Linked DNA regions of Homo sapiens: region 1 is linked to region 2. The links are chromatin loops, found by intact Hi-C in ENCODE. Cell type or tissue: CD14-positive monocyte. All regions are shown on one strand. Links, peaks and the distances in the headings refer to the core of each region. The heading gives the core; the rest is flanking DNA. Region 1 holds the start of SDAD1-AS1 (SDAD1 antisense RNA 1). Region 2 overlaps USO1 (USO1 vesicle transport factor).

Region 1 (9,654 bases), core at 1-8,000, 170 kb before region 2:
CCAGTAGTTGGATGAATAAATTGTGCTGTGTTCATGTGTGCTGCGTTCATATATATTTAAATGAGAACAGCCTCTAAGCTAATTATCTTCAGAAAACGTAAATTATAATGTATTATCCTTTCCTAAAAATCCTTCTATGGCTTCTCATTTATACTTAGAGTAAAACGGAAACTTAATAACCTGGCTCAAAAGTGCCTGCATGATCTGCTTCCAGCCTGTGTTTCTGATATCATATTGTTTTCAGCTACACTGTGATCTTTCTATTCTTCCAGCACACTAACCCTACAGGATGCTCTTTAACCTTTTGAGATGATTTCTTCTAGTCATTCAAATCTCATATGCATGTAGAATCCTAATCACAACTTGTCATTTTTATAATGCCTTAAATTAGTAAACTTACCCATTAGACAGTCAGTTTGAGCATTTCATCATTGTCCTTTTAGTGGTTGGGGTTGAGTCCTGGCTGACATTCCCTTCACGAGGCCGGTGTACCTGTTTGCCCCACTTGTTGTGAATGTCAGCTGCTGGTGGCCCTCAGCTGCCCTTTCTCTGCAACATTGTCCTCAGCTAAATCGGAGTCCTAGTGCCTGGGAGGTGTCCTCCTACCCTAGTAGCCCACAGCCCATTATCATGTGGTACAAAAGCCCAGCCCATTACCTCAGGGTGGCTCTGACTCCAATGCAGGATGTGCTCCAGTGTTTTCCTGTGTTGGGACTAAAGCTAGTCTCCAGTCAAGGGCACATCCTTGCTTTGCTTTGCGTGTCTCTGCACTATCCTCCTTCCTTCACTTCCTTTCTGAGATCATACCCCCAACAAATCACTTGTAATAAATCAGTCTCTGCTTCTAGGGACTAAGACATTTCCAAATTTAATACATCTGCTTTTCAAACCTCTTTACAGCAGATAAGTACGCAAATATGATCACAAAACGTACTAATATCCTATAGCACAACTTGTAGAAATGCCAAGTCTTTAGATGAATATTTGTTTTCTTTTAGACTTTCTCAGGTTTTTTGTATTTCTATCATTTTTATACTACTTTAGGATTTTAGTAATTTGATTAGGCCAAAAAGAAAAAGAATACTGTCTCAGACAAGCCAAGGTTTCAGGCCCTGGGTTGTCAACTGATTGATACTCAGCTGGTACATGGGACCTGGCAGTATAGCCCAAGGGACTCCAAACTTGAACCCCTAGTCTAAAGGCTTTTACCTATGTCATGTTACTCTTGAAGTCCTTGTAGGTCATAGAGATTTGATATTTTGAGTATAGAGACTTAATGGCTTTCCAAGTAATTAGGATTTCTTTAAGTTTTATTTTCCTGGCAGTACCCCACCAAACTGGTCTGTGGGCATTATTAAATTAATATATATGCCAGGTGCACCTGTAGTCCCGGCTTCTTGGGAGGCTGAGGCAGGAGGATTGCTTGAGGTCAGGAGTTTGAGGCTGAGGTGTGGTATGAGCATGCCTGTGAATAGCCACTACACTGCAGCCTAGGCAACATAGCAAGATCCCACCTCTAAATTTTTTTTTAAATGGAAAAAAATGTGTATGTATATTTCTTTATAGTGCTTTATGATGATTAGTAGGTTTTTAAAAAATAATAAAGATTTCCGCCAGGCGCGGTGGCTCACGCCTGTAATCCCAGCACTTTGGGAGGCCGAGGCAGGAGGATCACCTGAGGTCGGGAGTTCGAGACCAGCCTGACCTACATGGAGAAACCCTGTCTCTACTAAAAATACAAAATAAGCCGGGCATGGTGGTGCGTGCCTGTAATCCCAGCTACTTGGGAGGCTCAGTCAGGAGAATTGCTTGAACCTGGGAGGCGGAGGTTGCAGTGAGCCGAGATCGCGCCATTGCACTCCAGCCTCTGTCTCAAAAAAAAAAAATAATAATAATAATAGAGATTTCCTTTACTAGGAGATAAAGGATTGCGTCTGTATAGTTAGCATTGCTCTTTAGAGGAAGCATTGAACACACTGGAAGAAGCTCTTTTTAATTGGTTATTGGGATAACCAACAATTCTTATCAGCCACTGGGCTATCTTTCTACCTGGTGTATTTGCTATTTTTCCAAGACTTTTTGAATCATTCCCAAGATTTTGTTCACTCTGTCCTGCTTACACAGATAGAAACATTGTATTTTTTTTGGAAGAAATAAAATATCCATATATAGTAATTCTTACCTACTTAGTCAAATCAATAAAAGTCAAGTTATATGTATTTCATTGACATTATAACTACCTTTTTATGTACTTTAAAACTTTTTTTTAGTATTATTATTTTAATTACTTTATGTTCAGATTGTCACCACCTTGCCAGGGGAAGCTTCTTAGTCCTTTTAGCAATTTCCCTGAATTTTTTTTTTTTTTTTTTTTTTTTTTTTTCTGAGACAGGGTCTGTCACTCAGCTGCCCAGGCTGGAGTACAGTGGTACGATCTTAGCTCACCGCAGCCTCAAGCTTCTGGGCTCAAGCAGTCCTCCCACCTCAGCGTGCCAAGTAGCTAGGACCACAAGGTGTGTGCCACCACACCCAGCTAATTTTTTTTTTTTTTGTGTAGAGACAAGGTCTCACTACATTGCCCAGGCTGGTCTTGAACTCCTGGCCTCAAGTGATTCTCCCACCTCAGCCTCCCAAAGTGCTGAGATTATGGGTGTGGGCCACCATGCCCAGCCTTGCCCTTGTTTTTGAAAGCATCCTTGAATTCTGGCAGAAATAGTTCCAAATTCATTCTTACCGTTTTTCCTGCCCCAAGACTTGGAATCAACTATTCTTCAAGGATTGTATTTCATCTAATGAAGGGTAACACAAAATTTGGGTGATAGGGCTACATGTAAGAGTTGGTGGTAAGCAAGAGTGCCACAGCTGCTAGGCGCATCAGCTCATGCCTGTAATCCCAGCTACTTAGGAGGCTGAAGTAGGAGCATCATTTGAGAAGTTTCCAGGAGCTTGAAACCAGCCTAGGCAACATAATGAGACTCTATCTCTTAAAAATAGAAAAAAAAAAAAAAATAGCTGGGTACCTACAGTCCTGGCTAATCAGGAGGCTGAAGCAGGATCACTTGAGCTCAAGAGTTCAAGACTAGCCTAGGCAATATAGCGAGACCCGTCTCAAAAAAAAAAAAAAAAAAAGGCGGGGGGCAGGCATGCAACAACTGCTGTTGAGCCATTCTTAGTGCTGATGGTACTTCAGAAGAATGCCTCGTAAGGTCATAAACTCTCATTGATTATTCCAATTTAGTGTATTATGTTGTTATCCCACCTGTCTTTATGGATTCAGGGTTTTGCCGTATGATGACACTACAAAGAGACCTTACTTGACCTCCCTGTGGCCCTCCCTCAGTCACTGTTGATCAATTACATAACCCTGTTTTACTTCCTTCATGACACTTATTTTCTTAGATCCTCCTTTTTATATGCTTACTTGGCTTGTCTGTCCTCCGTTCTGCTCTATCCCCAGTGTAAGCTCCATGAAGGCAGAGACTGACTATTCTGAATCCTACAATAGTGTCTAGTTAGTAAAAGACATTAAGGTCTTGGGACATATACGCTGTATTTTCTCACCTTGTTAACTTTACCATTGTCTTATGGTATGTTTTTTTCCTTCCCGAGACATTTTGCAAAGCTTTGATCTTGCTGAGAAATAAGAATCTCATCAATCCATCAAGCCTGCTAGAACTCTTCTTTGAACTTTTTCGTTGCCATGATAAACTTCTGCGAAAGGTAAAGGGCAAAACAAATATTTCCCTGCATCTTCCTTGAGGCGACATAAAATTTTGTTGTCTCTTGAATTATCGATGCTTTACATTGTTAATAATAACTTTAACAGGAAAAAGCAACCATTGTGTGCATGCTATATGGTGTTAATAGCCATATTTATTGAGTGCATACTTTGTGCCAGGCACCATTCTCAGAGCTTTGTGTATTTACTCATTTACTCACAAAGCCCTATGAGAGAGGGATCCTCATTATTATTATTCTTACTTTGCAGATGAAAGGGCTGAGGTTAAAGAGAGATAGAGTAACTTGCCCACTCTCACACTGCTTCTTAGTGGTGGGATTGGATATAAGCCCAGGCTCTGGTTCCAGAACCCAAGCCTTTTACTACTGCACCATACTGGCTGGCTAAATCAGGACATTGGTACTCACAGCTATAACTGACCCACTCCCCCACAAAAAACTTTTTTGTTGTTATTAACATTTTCCCATGATTTTGCATTTGCTTATATAAGACTAGAAGCTGAAGATTTATGAAAGAAATTTAAGATGGAGAAACTTGGCTGGACACTGTGGCTCACACCTACAATACCAGCATTTTGGGAGGCTGAGGTGGGAGGATCACTTGAGTCCAGGAGTTTGAGACCAGCCTGGGCAACACAGCAAGACCACTGCTGTATTTAAAGAAAAAAAGGAAAGAAAAATTTAAGTTTACATTCATTAATTTAAAATTTTTTTCAAAGTATTAAGAGACTACCACTGTTTGATTTTAGCAATTGTACTTCTTGGTCTAATTTGTGGAATAAAAGTGGTCCATGGGAGCATGGTGTGGGCACCAGTGATATATGCATTCACAGTATTTTCCTGCATGCAGTTAGGTGCTTGGTAAATTGGAGCATTTTTTTTTTAATAACACTTTTATTGAGATATAATTTATGTAAAATTCATCCACTTAAAGTGTACAATTCAGTGTTTTTTAGTGTATTCACAGCGTGGTACAACCATCACTGCAAACAATTTTTGAACATTTTGTCACCCCCAAAAGAAACTCTATTCCAATTAGTAGTTAATCCTGTTCCTCATCCCTTTTAGCTCTAGGTAATCACCAGTCTACTTTGGGTCACTATAGATTTGTGTGTTTTGGAAATTTTATATAAGTGGAATCATAACAATATGTGGTCTTTAGTGACTAGATTCTTTCACTTAGCATAATGTTTCCAAGATTCATTCATGTTGTAGCACGTATCAGTACTTTATTCCTTTTTGTTGCCAAATAATATTCCATTGTATGGATATACCACATTTTGTTTATCCATTCATCAGTTAGTGGAAATTTAAGTTATTTCCACTTTTTGGCCACTATGAATAAGGCTGCTATGAATGTTTGTGTGAACACTGATGTTTTCATTTTCTAGGATATATACCTAGGAGAATTGTGCCGTATTACATTAAACTCCATGTTTAACTTCTTGAGGACAACTTTGCTTTGCTTTGTAGTTGCTTTTTTGTTTGTTTGCTTGGTTTGGGTTTCTTTTGGGATAGAATGAAAAATAGGTAAAATTAAGTCATCCTGTACATTCATACTGTTCTCCAAATTTAGCAAGGTTAAAAATGTTGGTTAGGTTTAATGTATATATTTTTGTTTCTTTTCCTCAGACTTTATACACACATATTGTGACTGATATCAAGAATATAAATGCAAAACACAAGAACAATAAAGTGAATGTAGTAAGTACTCTTCTGTCTTCCATGTTTGCAGCATTGTACCATCAGTGCATTAAGTCTTCTTTCTCCTCCTTTTCTGCAGGTATTGCAAAATTTCATGTACACCATGTTAAGAGATAGCAATGCAACCGCAGCCAAGATGTCTTTAGATGTAATGATTGAACTCTACAGAAGGAACATCTGGTAGTGTATATATATTTGTCTCTTGAGAAGTAGACTCTTTTTTCATTTGTAATTAATACAGAGCACATATACAAATACTTTTCTTGAGCTTGAGCTCTTTAATATACTTATGTCATAGATTTAAGTTGGAAGTAAAAATAGAGGCAATTCAAATGACTAATGACATTGGTTATCATTTCTTGAGCAGCTACTGAGGTCGGGCACTTTGACATGACCTCACTTAGAACAACTTGAGAACAGAAGATGTAGCTTATCTGGAATTATCCCCATTTTATAAGTAATGACATGGAAGTTCTTAGAGTTAGTAAAAGTTTAGCTATTAAGAGGCAGAGCTGAAATTCAGACCCAGATCTAACTGACTCCAAAATCTGTGCTCTCTCTTCTGCCGCTCTGAAGATTTTCAAGTCAATTCATCCTATTTATATAAAATATCATGCTTCGTACACTTCAGTTTGTTGATACAGTGTCCCTAACTCATTTCTTTTGCTTTTCTTATTGACTAACATTTTTTTACTATAAAAGTAATATTCATTACAGCAGAAAATTTGGAGAAATTTAAAAAGTGGTTTTAATCAATTACTGTTAGTATTTATGGTATTTCCACCCAGTCTTTTTTGTTTAATGTGAATTTTTAAATATGGTTGAAATTTTTCTGTATTACAGTTTTTATTTTTTTTAATTTTTATTTATTTATTAATTTTTTTTGAGAAAGTCTTGCTCTGTCACCAGGCTGGAGTGCAGTGGCATGATCTTGGCTCACTGCAACCTCTGTCTCCTGGGTTCCAGCGATTCCCCTGCCTCAGCCTCCCGAGTAGCTGGGACTACAGGCATGCACCACCATGCTCGGCTAATTTTTTTTGTATTTTAGTAGAGACGGGGTTTCACCATGTTGGCCAGGATGGTCTCAATCTCCTGACATCGTGATCCACCCGCTTCGGCCTCCCAAAGTGCTGGGATTACAGGCGTGAGCCACTGCGCCCGGCCTATATATTATAGTTTTTAAATTCTCGATTATTTTTGTTTGTTTGTTTTTTTGAGACAAAGTCTTGCTCTGTTGCCCAGGCTGGAGTGCAATGGTGTGATCTTGGCTCACTGCAACCTCCGCCTCCTGGGTTCAAGCAGTTCTCGTGCCTCAGCCTCCCAAGTAGCTGGAATTACAGGCACATGCCCAGCTAATTTTTTGTATTTTGTGTAGAGATGGGGTTTCACTATGTTGATCAGGCTGGACCGGAACTCTTGGCCTCCAGTGATCTGCCTGCCTTGGCCCTCCAAAGTGCTGGGATTACAGGAATGAGCCACTGTCCCCGATCTTCTCAGTTGTTGTTTTTTTTTTTTTTTTTTGCACTTGACTAGCTTCCTACGTCATTAAAAATTCTTTAAATAGTCTGTCTTAATGGCTGCAAATTTTGTCGTAAGTCTGGGCTAAAATCTGATGAAATGTTTTACCTGTGGTTAAGTAATTTAGCAACTCGTATCTTTTTAAAATATTACAACTGGGAATTCTAGTACGTCACAAACATTTGTTATATCATTTATTTTGTGCCATTGTCTGTGCTATGAAATACAGTAGAATGAAAATTTACTTCAAAGCATTCATTGTCTTCCCCCAGGAATGATGCAAAAACTGTCAATGTTATCACAACTGCATGTTTCTCTAAGGTCACCAAGGTGAGCACCTATAGGGCTGTGTGTAAGCTCTGTCTGTGGATGGTCTGCTTCTGCATGCAGTTAGAAGAAAGCATCACTCAGCATAAACTGCATGCCTGCACACCAGGCATGCAGTTAGAAGTAAGCATCACTCAGCATAAACTGCATGCCTGCACACCAGGCATGCAGTGATGTGCAGGCATGCAGTTTATGTTAAGTGATGCTTTCTTTGTTCCTATACTGCTTTCCTGGGTCATCTGAACTTTAAAAGAGTCAATAGAATTATGAGTTTTTAAATTGCTATGTAATAAATGATAGCCTCAGTGGTTTTTTACTGTTTTCTCCTGTGATTCTTGACTTCCGTTGGGCTTCGGCACTGCTAAAAGAAATTTAAGGTCAATGTTTGACTTTTGTCTGTTAGAAGAACTGCAATGTCACTTTTCTTATAGGGGATGTAGAAATTCTCGACAGTCTTGAAGGATAACTATATAGAGCCTAGCAGTTTTTATCTAGTTTTTAAAATTATTTATTAGAGAAATAACATAAAACAACTTTTAATTAAGAAAAAATGAACAAAAATCCCACCACTCTTTGAATTTGTTCTTCAGATCTTAGTTCATGCACATGTATAAAGCATACTCAAAAGGATTTATTCTTTATTTTAAGCTGAATCAAGTAGCTGACTTTTTTCTCATTGGTGTTTAGATATTAGTTGCCGCTTTGACATTCTTTCTTGGGAAAGATGAAGATGAAAAACAGGACAGTGACTCCGAATCTGAGGTTAGTTTAATCATAGCTGCTTCTGAATCTTACCTTTTATTATTGCTCTGAGTACACATTGTAAAGTCTATGACTGCTGAAGTTAGAAAGAAACTTAGATGACACCTTTGCCCTGTTATTGAATTCTGCCATGCTATTTTACTCTACTTGGAATTTGTCACTTGTATTCAGTAAGATTATCTTGGTTATATAATTAATAAAACAGATTTATTCAACCTTGATCTTAGTTCTAAAGTTATACCTATATCTCACTATGTAAATTTAGGATGAAAATTGTCACCAACATTTTTTTTTTTAAGACGGAGTCTCGCTCTGTTGCCCAGGCTGGAGGGCAGTGGTGTGGTCTCAGCTCACTGCAAGCTCTGCCTCCCGGGTTCATGCCGTTCTCCTGCCTCAGCCTCCCGAGTAGCTGGGACTACAGGCACCCGCCACCACGCCTGGCTAATTTTTTGTATTTTTGGTAGAGATGGGGTTTCACCGTGTTAGCCAGGATGGTCTTGATCTCCTGACCTCACGATCCACCCGCCTCGGCCTCCCAAAGTGCTGGGATAACAGACGTGAGCCACCGTACCTGGCCATCACCAGCATGTTTTTGAGGAAAAAAAAAAAATCAAGATTCATGATGGCATAAAATATTAAAATAAGAATTTCTAAAAAAAAAAAAAAATTATCCTTCCCCATTTTAGTGTTTTGGTAACCAAAGTACTGGAATATGTGATAACGTCTTTTAAACAGTATATGACTAATACATTTTATTGTAAATGGCAACCTAAATAACAAAAAGAGAGAAACTCTCTAAAAGCAAATGATACTTATTTCAGAATAGGGCAGTGGGAATACATATGCCATAGTAAACTATGTACATATTTGTAAAGGAAGACAACAGTCTTTGTTTGTGTGTTTTTTTTTTTTTTGGAGCCGCGGACCTTCACTGTGAGTATTACAGCTCTTAAAGATGGCACGGACCTAAAGAGTGAGCAGTAGCAAGGTTTACTGTGAAGAATGAAAGAACAAAGCTTCCACAGCATGGAAAGGGACCCAAGCGGGTTGTCAACAACAGTTTTTAAAGGAAAAATGAGGGCTGGGTGCAATGGCTCACACCTGTAATCCCAGCACTTTGGGAGGCCAAGGCGGGCAGATCACTTGAGGTCAGTAGTTCAAAACCATCCTGTCCAACATGGCAAAACCCGTCTCTACTAAAAATACAAGAATTAGCCAGACATGGTGGCGTGTGCCTGTAATCCCAGCTACTTGGGAGGCTGAGGTGGGAGTATCACTTTAACCTGGAAGGTGGAGGTTGTAGTGAGCTGAGATTGTGCCATAACTCTCCAGCCTGGGTGCCAGAATGAGACTCCATCTCAAAAAAAAAAAAAAAAATAGTGCTACAGTGAAAATCTTTGTATGTACCTGTTTGTGCACATGTGGGCATATTTTTTCCACCTAATTTTCTTTTTTCCTGTTTTTTGAGACAGGCTGGAGTGCAGTGGCGTGATCTCAGCTCACTGTAACTTCCCCCTTCTGGGCTCAAGTGATGCTCCTGCCTCAGCCTCCTGAGTAGCTGGGATTACAGGTGTGCACCACCAAGCCCAGCTAAGTATTTGTATT
Region 2 (9,967 bases), core at 1,130-9,129:
TTCATTTGTGGCTGGGTGCGGCAGCTCACACCTGTAATTCCAGCATTCCAGCACTTTGGGAGGCCAAGGCAGGTGGATCACGAGGTCAAGAGATGGAGACCATCCTGGCCAACGTGGTGAAACCCTGTCTGTACTAAAAATACAAAAATTAGCTGGGTGTGGTGGTGCACGCCTGTAGTCCCAGCTACTCAGTAGGTTGAGGCGGGAGAATTGCTTGAACCTGGGAGGCAGAGGTTGTGGTGAGCCGAGATCGCGCCACTGTACTCCAGTCTGGTGACAGAGCGAAACTCCATCTCAAAAAAACAAAACAAAACAAAAAAACCCAAAACAAAAAAAATTTTCATTTGTGCCATCTTAAATCATCAATATAGGAGTGAAAATGTTGTGAGATAAAATTACACATCATTAGCTTTCTTCATAAATCTAAGAATTTGAAAGATATATAAAATTTCCTAGAGTTCATTTCATATCATATGCAGTAAATAAAAGTTGCACCAAAAACAAACCTTTAACTCTTTGGTCTCTTGTAATAATGCTGACAGTCTTCCTTCTACATCAGTAGTTTTGGTGGCTATTATAGTCTCGGTCTCTCCTTGTACCTCAACTGATTTTGCCTGAAATTAGAAATTGGAAAAAAAGATGTCTCTTAAACATTACAATCAATATGAACTCCCAAAGGGTTATTTAATTTTTTTGCCATTTTGATATTTTACTTTCACTAACAGAAAATATAATTCCTTATGTATTTATGTGCAACAAAGTGCTCTCCACTGTCAGATGAGCTGTTCCCACATGGAAGAGCATCAAATCTCATAAGAGTACGAGGAAGGCTGGGCTAAGGTGCCTCAAGGTAGGTAAGCCCAGAAAAGTAATCAGCAAGGCAGCTCTAATGTAACTGTAACCCAGCATTTAATAAACACAGAATATTTTTCAAAGCCTTTCCTTCATAAATTTCCTATAAGTCCATACTACCACCCTAGATAGGTAGATAAATTGAGCCAAATATCATTATTAGTGAAATGCAAATCTTTTCTCAAGTGCTAGAGGAGACACTCCTGAATAACAGTTTTTCAGTCTTTCCTTGTCTTTTTTCTAAAATACTAGGAAGTCGGGTAGTGACACAACAAATATCTAAAAATGTGGAAGTAGCTTTGGAACTGTGTAATGAGTAGAGGCTGTAAGAGAGGTGCATGGTAGACAAAGCCTGCATTACCTTGATGAGACTGTTGCTAGAGATATGGACATTAAGTGATTCTGGTGAGAGCTCAGAAAGAAAAGAGCGGAGTTGGAAAGAAGCTTCATGGTCATAGTGAGAAGAAGAATGCTGGCAGAAATATGAATGTTAAAGGTGCTTTTGGTGAGGTCTCAGATGAAAACTAGGAACATGTTACTGGGAATCGGAGGAAAGGCAATCCTTGTTATAAAGTGGCAAATAACTTGGCCAAATAGTGTTGCAGTGTTTTGTGGACAGCAGAACTTGTAAATAATGAATTTGGATATTTTACTGAGGTTTCTAAGCAAAGTGTTGGAGTGCAGCCTGGTTTCTCCTTGTTGCTTAAAGTTAAATGTGAGAGAAGAGAGATAAATTGAAGAAGAAATTGCTAAGCAAAAAAGAATCAGAATTAGAAGATTTGGAAAATTCTCAGTCTACCTATATTGCAAAAGTATGAGAAGGAATGTTCTGGAGAAAACAACAACGGTTTCTGAATATTTTATGACAGCAGAAAAACTGCCAGCTTGGACTGAAGGGACAGAAATAGAATGTAATACCAGCAAAATAAACTATTAAGTAACTGAATAAACTAATCTGGTGAGACTGACTATAAAACGACTGTCACCATGAACATGAAGCCTATGTTACTAGAATACCGGCTAGTAAGTAATCTAAAGAGAAGGTGCTATCTGATGAATTTGTTTCTTTTTAATTGTGGCTAAGAAATAATACATCAACCTTGTCTTTATTACCTTCCAGAGAAAAAAGAGAAAATACTTACAAACGCTTCTGTTTTCTGTAACAGTTCCTGCTTTTCTGTCTGTAGTTTGGTGATCTCCACAGATTGTGAGTTTAACTGAGACTTTAAAGTTGCCAGTTCCTAAGAGACAAAAATAGTTGAGTCATAACATTAAATGGTATTAAATTCATCAAGGAAATATTTACAGGGAGACATTTAAAAAAATGATTTACAACCTCCTACTTTTAAAATCTAACTCTAAAGAACTATTCTTGAATTTTGGGTTCAAGATGGAAAATTCAACACATTCATTTACCTCTGCTCCCTCCTGAAATCCCATGCAAAAAAAAAAAATCATAAAAGACAGGAAGGGAGGGGAGAAGGAAGAAAGAAAGGAAGGATGGGAGGGAGAGAGGAAGAAACCTACAAAAACAAGAACAGTAAGAGAAGAGAGCAATATAATTGGGGAATTTTGAGAAAGCAAGTAACAGTGATAACTAAATCAGCACACCTGAGAAAGCTGAAAGCTAGGATGACCACTGAGAAAGTTAAGATAGTACCTGACTTACAATGAATGCATTAACTACCAGAAAGGTTAGGAACTGGTATCATTAGATACCACTGGAAGTACAGATAAAAATGAGGTTAAAAACTGCAGGCCTGGTTAAAAGACTATTTAAGAAATAGATCATCAGATCCCTGTCTCAATCTTAGGCATCAGGCAACCGTTCCTCCTTTCCTGGATGAAGACTTGAGGTTTATTATGTGGCTGGGCAAAACAGGACATCTTTAGACTAGGGACCACCAAACACAGATGAAAGCAGTAGTACTATAATGAAAACCAGGGTATTAATTGAAAGTTTTTATTAATGTTGAATTTCCAAACTTCTCACCTTCTCCTCCCCCAAAAAAAGTACAGGAAAAGAAAGGCAATTATAACAATGGCTCTCAGCAGGAGTGATTTCTCCCCATATCCCCCCATCCCCGAGGACATTTGGTAATGTCTGGAGACACTGAGTAAGTGGTGGGACAATGGCAAGTAAAAGGCTCTTTTCTTTTGGTTCTCTTTAAAATTTCTATCATGTACATTTGTGGCTTTTCTAATTTATTTTGTTTAGTTATTAAAATGAGTTACAGTTTTCTATATATAGTACTTTACTATATATTATAAAAAACAAAACTGTCACTTAAAAAATACATATATTTTAACAATCTAAAGTTTATAAAAGTAAATAAACTGGAGAAAGTAAAAAAACTAAAAGGCAATTCTCTTTTTATAAAAATATCTAATTAAAGTTTCACTGGGAAAGATAATTAAATGGCTTATTTTTACTTAGAATTTACAAACTAAGGCTATATATTAGTAACTTAATTCCCTTTAATTTTAATACAGTTCTAGTATAGGTACACTTAATAAAACCAAAAGAGCATATTAATCTTCCCACACAAATAAAACATTGTGAACAAATATTGGAGACCTGAAAATCCTCAAATGATAAGTGATTCTTTTTTTAAAAAGAGGTCAGATATTTAGAATCTACTCTGAGGTACATGGACATTATCAAAATAAGACAAAATTTCTCTATGTTCAGTCATTTCTCTTTCAAAGCAGCCATGTCAGTGGACTAGGGCCAGTTGCTTAGTGGAGAGAGAAGGAAGACAGTTAGTCCTAGGTTAGTGAGGATGGTCATTTTTTAGTATTGCTTGGATTAAAAAAAAAAAAGTATGCATTTCTTTTATAATAAGAAAGAAAGGAGGGAAAGAAGAAAAGAGAGAGAAGAAAAGAGAGGAGGAAAGAAAAACAACCCCAGAACCTGTTTAGGGATAATATACTCTAGAGTTTTCTTCCAATTGCTACATTATTTAATTGTAAGTATACAGAGTTCATTTCTCTCTTTTGATTCTTTTCTTGAACAATACATTTAAATTTTTTCATTGGATAAAGGTAAATCTGTATGATCTAGTTTAACAGGAATTTATAAATACTATAAGCAAGTAGAAAAAAGTTTAACTTGCTTTTCTAGATGTTATAAATTACCACAGAAAAAGTTTATTTTGCTTTTTAGCTGGAGTCATTTAATTGAGATATAGGTAAGTTTACCTTTCTTCTCTTTTCCAATTCTAAAATTCTATATTTTCTAGACAAAACAGTTTAAAAACCCCATACATTTAGTCAAGCAATTATCATAGTATATTAAAATTAGGCATAAGATTTTACATTTTCATATTTGCAAGTTATAAATTTAAATTTTTCCTTGTTAGTTCACTGATAATCTATAAATAACATGGGTGAGATGCTGAGATTTTTTAAAAGGAATACCTCTGAAAAATAAAAACACAATAAAAAGCAAAGTACTATTACCATATAAATAGAAACAGCTTCTGGATTTTCAAATGGCTGTCTTAACTTAAATTTTACTTACATCTGCTAATATAGTTCTAGATTTGTGAAACTATAGGGCTGTTATTCTATTATAATTAAAACATGACAAAGTAGAATTGGATCAAAGTGGAAAATTACCTGTTTTAATTCTGCAACTTGTTCAGAATCTCTAGCTGAAACTATTGCTGAAGACTGTTCATTTGTGCCAGATGTTTGGGAAGATTTCTGCAAATAGCACAAAAATAAACTATAAAATATATTCAGTCTAAAGAGATGAGAAAAAAAAACAGAACTGTACACATATAAACTATATCATATGTGCTTACCAAAAAATTCACACCAACCTTTTAATTTTTATGCCCAAGATAAAATTCCAACACAGCACATATTGTCTACAACTTTTTCATGGCTAAAAATCCATTTGTAGGCTGGGTGCGGTGGCTCATGCCTGTAATCCTTGGGAGGCCAAGGCCAGTGGATTGCTTGAGCTCAGGAATGCAAGATCAGCTTGGGCAACACGGTGAAACCCTATCTCTACTAAAATACAAAAAATTAGCCGGACGTGGCAGCGTGCACCTATAATCCCAGCTACTCGGGAGGCTGAGGCAGGAGAACTGCTAGAACCTGGGAGGTGGAGGTTGCAGTGAGCCGAGATTGTGCCACTGCGCTCCAGACTGGGCTAACAGAGCGAGACTCTGTCTCTAAAGAAAAAAAAATAAAATTTTTATTTTACCGAGCAATTTATTAAATCTAAGCATTTACCTGCGTTCATATGGAGAAAGAGCATAAAAGCAAACATTTATTAAATAATTTCCATCTATTAGAAGAGTAAATTAAATCTCACAACAATGAACTAGACATTACCACTACCATTTTATAGATCAGGAAACAAGTTTAAAGAGGTTAACTAAATTGCTTAAATTCAATGAGCCAGGAAGCATTGAAGTTTAAACAGTTTGACTCTAAAGCTCATCCTGTAAAATCTTTTTTTTTTTTTTTTTAGATGGAAAGTCTCCCTCTGTCGCACAGGCAATGAGGTGAAGTGGGGTGATCTCGGCTCACTGCAACCTCTACCTCCTGGGTTTAAGAGATTCTCCTGCCTCAGCCTCCTGCGTAGCTGGGACTACAGGTGCCTGCCACCATGCCCGGCTAATTTTTGTATTTTTAGTAGAGACAGGGTTTCGCCATATTGGCCAGGCTAGTCTTGAACTCCTGACCTCAGGTGATCCGCCCACCTCAGCCTCCCAAAGTGCTAGGATTACAGGCGTAAGCCACTGTGCCTGGCCCATCCTGTAAAATCTTAACATATGATATTCTGGCTTAAGAGATCCAAGGAAAAAAAAAAAAGGCAGGATAATGAGAACCACTCTTGAACTCTTATTTTAACTTCTTAAACATTTACTTTACCATATTTTCAATCATAGAGTCCTTTTCAGTCAGCTGGCTTTGTAAAAGTTCCTGATTACGTTTTAATTCTTCTATCTCTTCTCGCAATCTACCAATTTCTTCTGGCTGAATGCCATTCATCTGAGCCCCCTCACTGTAAGAACCTTGATGCTGATTGTCTTTTCCTGTTAGACAGACATAACATTTTAAAAGCCAACGGGAAACTTCAGTTTTTCATTTTTGAAGTAGAAGATTCAAATATGTAATTTTCTTCATTCAATTACTTTGGCAGCACTTTTGCAATCACATTTCATCTTTGCAGAATGGTATACTGATAAAAATAGTGAACTGATAGTATTTTCCAGATTTCTGGGAGAAAAAACAGCACAGCCTTGACTAAACTGCATGGTCTGGTGATCTATGATTAAGAATTACAGTAATTTTAATTCCAATTCTGTCAACTGAATATGAGAAAATAAAATCCTTTTAAAAAATCTTCACAAGCACCGTAGGATAATACTATTTAAAAGCAGTGGAGCTCTTGCCATTTTCCAGGCACAACTTAAATTTTTCATTTATTATATCATTTAGTTCTCAAATGTTATTACTATCTTCATTTTGCAGAAGAGGAAACTGAAAGATTACAGCGGTCATTCTTAATCAGCTATACATTAGAATCACCTGGTGGGCTTATACTAGTTACTGATCCCTGGACCTAATCCCAGATTTATTAAATCAGAAACACTATTGTGGTATCAGCATTGGTATTTTTTTTTAAAAAAGCATCTCAGGAGATTCTAATATGCAGCCAGGGTTGAGAATCAATGGGCCAGATAAACAGGTAGCAAGAAGCTTGGACTTCAATCTCTAAAGGTCCAGTCTTAACTGCTCTTAACTATCATGCTATTTTGCTTTAAACTCCGATTTACATTTTTGTCACCATGATTAAGGTTAGAAAAATACTAGTCCACAGAAAGAATCTTTTACTTTGTCTAGCTCTTGAGGAAAGAATGACCTGAGTGCTATCATAGTGATGGCTTAGCTATGCTTACCTAGCTGTATTTTAAGAAGATTATACTGGTCTTTGTGCTGCTGGATCTGTGATACTTGCTGTGTGACTGCCGTCTGGAGCTGTTCATTTTGACATTTTAATGTAGAAACCTGCTGCCTTAATTCCTCAAGTTGGAGATCCTGTGAAACAAAACATAATTCATGTGTTTTAAAGTCATACTCGTTAGCATTAAGAAGGTGAACACATTTTAAAAATTAGAGGTCATTTTGGGACAGTATGCTAAAGTGCTTAACACTTCCAAAATCGTTCAGTAATTAAGCAACTTGGTGTGTTAATATATCCATCAAGGCCAATTAACATGCAGCAGAACTACAAGATTTCAAAGAAGGCTCCATTAATAAACATCATGGCATAGCCTGCAATTATAGTGGGAAATAAAATGAAAAAACTCCATTTTATGGTCATAAAACCATTTAAAAATTTACATCAAACTATTTAAGAAATTTAGTATATGTATGTATACATATGCTTCTATATTATTTTTAATATTAAAAGCCAATGAGAAAATAAATATAGGAAATTGAAAAAAGAGCTTCCAACTTTTACCATCATAATAAAACTATAGTTGGAATTTGATGTATTTTTTTTCTTTTTTTTTTTTTTGAGACGGAGTTTCGCTCTTATCGCCCAGGCTGGAGTGCAGTGGTGCAATCCAGCTCACTGCAACCTCTGCCTCCAAGGTTCAAGCAATTCTCCTGCGTCAGCCTCCTGAGTAGCTGGGATTACAGGCGCCCGCTGCCATGCCCAGCTAATGTTTTTGTATTTTTAGTAGAGATGGGGTTTCACCATGTTGGCCAGGCTGGTCTCAAACTCCTGACCTCAGGTGATCCACCGGTCTCAGCCTCCCAAAGTGCTGGGATTACAGGCGTGAGCCACCGTGCCCGGCCAGAATTTTATGTATTTCTTTATTTTCTTCTAATTTTTTCCCAATCCATGGTTTAAAATTTGTCACAATAGGTATATATATATAATTATGTAGCCTTTAATTTACTTAACATTCTATCATAATTTCCCCATATTGCTACATAGTTTTCAAACCATAATTTTTAATCCTATCTAATTAAGTAGATGCAATACAATTTATATTCAATGTTTTTGATGCTAAGGTTGCTTTCCATTTTTTTTCTTTTCTTTCTTTCTTTTTTTCTTGGGTTTTTTTTTTTTTGAGACAGAGTTTCGCTCTTGTTGCCCAGGCTGGAGTGCAATGGTGCGATCTCGGCTCACTGTAACCTCCGCCTCCCAGGTTGTTCAAGCGATTCTCCTACCTCATCCTCCTGAGTAGCTGGGATTATAGGCATGTGCCACCATCCCCAGCTAATTTTTTGTATTTTTAGTAGAGACAGGGTTTCTCCATGTTGGTCAGATTGGTCTCGAACTCCCGACCTCAGGTAATCTGCCCACCTTGGCCTCCCAAAGTGCTGGGATTACAGGCATGAGGCACCGTGCTCAGCCACTGCACTCCAGCCTGGGCAACAAGAGCGAAACTGTCTCAAAAAAAAAAAAAAAAAAAAAAAAAGAAAAGAAAAAGAAAAATGGAAAGCAACCTCAGCATCAAAAACACTGAATATAAATTGTATTGCATCTACTTAATATTGCTTTCCATTTTTCAAAGTGACAAATTTCATTACATTATATATTTTAGTCCATATAATTGTTTTCCTGAATTTTGGAGAATTCCCTTAGGATGAATTATCAAATGTCATTCAAAGGATATAAACATTTTATAGTTCTAGATGCTTGTGGACTAATGCCAAATAGCATTTTAAATGGTAAGAATATTTAAAATGAACATTTCTAAGGAAGTCATTAGAGTAATTGTGTCAATCACTCTTTTCTTTTGCCAAATCAACTGTATTTGCAGCCCCAAGTATAGACTCTATATCACATTACAACTATTTGTTTTTTTCACTGTTCCAAAGATATTATTACATTTTAGCAACTGGAAATGGCTCCATCTTTGTACCCAGATATAGATGAAAAATCCTAATAACCATAGGTAGTTTGATGATTCAAATTTTACCATTCTAAGATTATAATTTATTGATTGATTTACTTTTAAACTGAAAAGCTTAGAATGAATGCTAAATATACCACAATATTTTCATTCTTTCTTAAAATTTTAATCTCAGTAGGCTGGGCGCGCTGGCTTATGCCTATAATCCCAGCATTTCGGAAGGCTGAGGCAGGGAAGGGAAGGGATCACCCGAGGTCAGGAGATCAACACCAGCCAACATGGTGAAACCTCATCTCTACTAAAAATATAAAAATTAGGCAGCGTGGTGGCACACGCCTATAATCCCAGCTACTTGCGAGGCTGAGGCAAGAGAATTGCTTGAACCTGGGAGGCGGAGGTTGCAGTGAGCCGAGACTGCGCCACTGCACTCCAGCCTGGGAAACAAGAGCAAGACTCTGTCTAAACAAAAAACAAACTAATCTCAGTAATGTAGATTGTGAGGAAGAAAATAAGATATAAACAGTTGTCAATTTAAAGGGTTCTATCTATGCTTTTACTTGCCACACCTGCCATAAACTGTGCACAATTAGTAGACAGGTGTGGAGAGCAGTAGAGGGAAGGGGATGAATCTGTCCCACAGGGTCTGCCACTATTGTATTTTTTTATGACACTGGAATTTTAACAACATTAATAACCTCATTTTTCAGCACTTTCTAGAATTCCAATCAAGGTAAATATCATAAGAAATTAAATGAGAGTAAAAGTCAAGAAAACATTTTGAAGGAATATAATGAAGGTTTAGGGTACTCAACACAATGCAAGTAATGAAAGTTCACTGGTATCCTGGAAAGAAAATGTCAACTGATGATTCCGCAATTGTAGTTTCATCTTTATCCACTCATCATTATCTAATAAATCAGCTGCATGGTGCTTAGCACATATTAAGCACTCTGTTTGTTGAATACTCAGATGCTTTGAAAAATGATGGGTTTTGCTTTCTATATCCTCTTTCATTTGAAATGTCAGAAAAAAAGGCTCCCTTAAAGCAGAAAGTGCCTATTGGTAATCAGAGGGTATATACAGTTCATTAGTACTTACCTGCTCTCGAATCATATTTTTGTAGTGAGTCACAATATTGTCATGCTGTTCTAATGTTTTTTTCACCTCTTCTTCTTTTTTATCTTCTTCACTGGACTTATAAATAGCCTTAGTTATAACAC

Evidence for each region. A loop is a pair of places that touch in the nucleus more often than their neighbours do. Peaks named below come from ENCODE experiments on the same cell type or tissue, not always from the same donor. Only the 100,000 strongest peaks of a DNase experiment are listed, where the experiment ranks them.
Region 1: it touches region 2 in a loop (3-fold over the local background); 7 of 110 quality-filtered maps call a loop at or near these places.

What each region holds. Positions count from the first base shown.
Region 1 is chr4:75,971,712-75,981,365 of GRCh38, reverse strand. It overlaps SDAD1 (SDA1 domain containing 1), which reads left to right. Exons shown (of 22, transcript NM_018115.4): 4 at 3,610-3,720; 5 at 5,371-5,442; 6 at 5,522-5,622; 7 at 7,233-7,290; 8 at 7,975-8,049. It overlaps SDAD1-AS1 (SDAD1 antisense RNA 1), which reads right to left and starts at 576. Exons shown (of 3, transcript NR_125906.1): 1 at 401-576. In CD14-positive monocyte, for the core only: no CTCF peak of the experiment used is centred there; a DNase peak (open chromatin) is centred at 3,335; H3K27ac peaks cover 3,225 bases.
Region 2 is chr4:75,801,079-75,811,045 of GRCh38, reverse strand. USO1 (USO1 vesicle transport factor) reads right to left here. Exons shown (of 24, transcript NM_003715.4): 17 at 9,846-9,967; 18 at 6,774-6,912; 19 at 5,743-5,906; 20 at 4,474-4,560; 21 at 1,995-2,093; 22 at 507-614. Among named protein-coding and RNA genes, the nearest start is that of USO1, 81 kb to the right of the region's middle. In CD14-positive monocyte, for the core only: no CTCF peak of the experiment used is centred there; no DNase peak of the experiment used is centred there.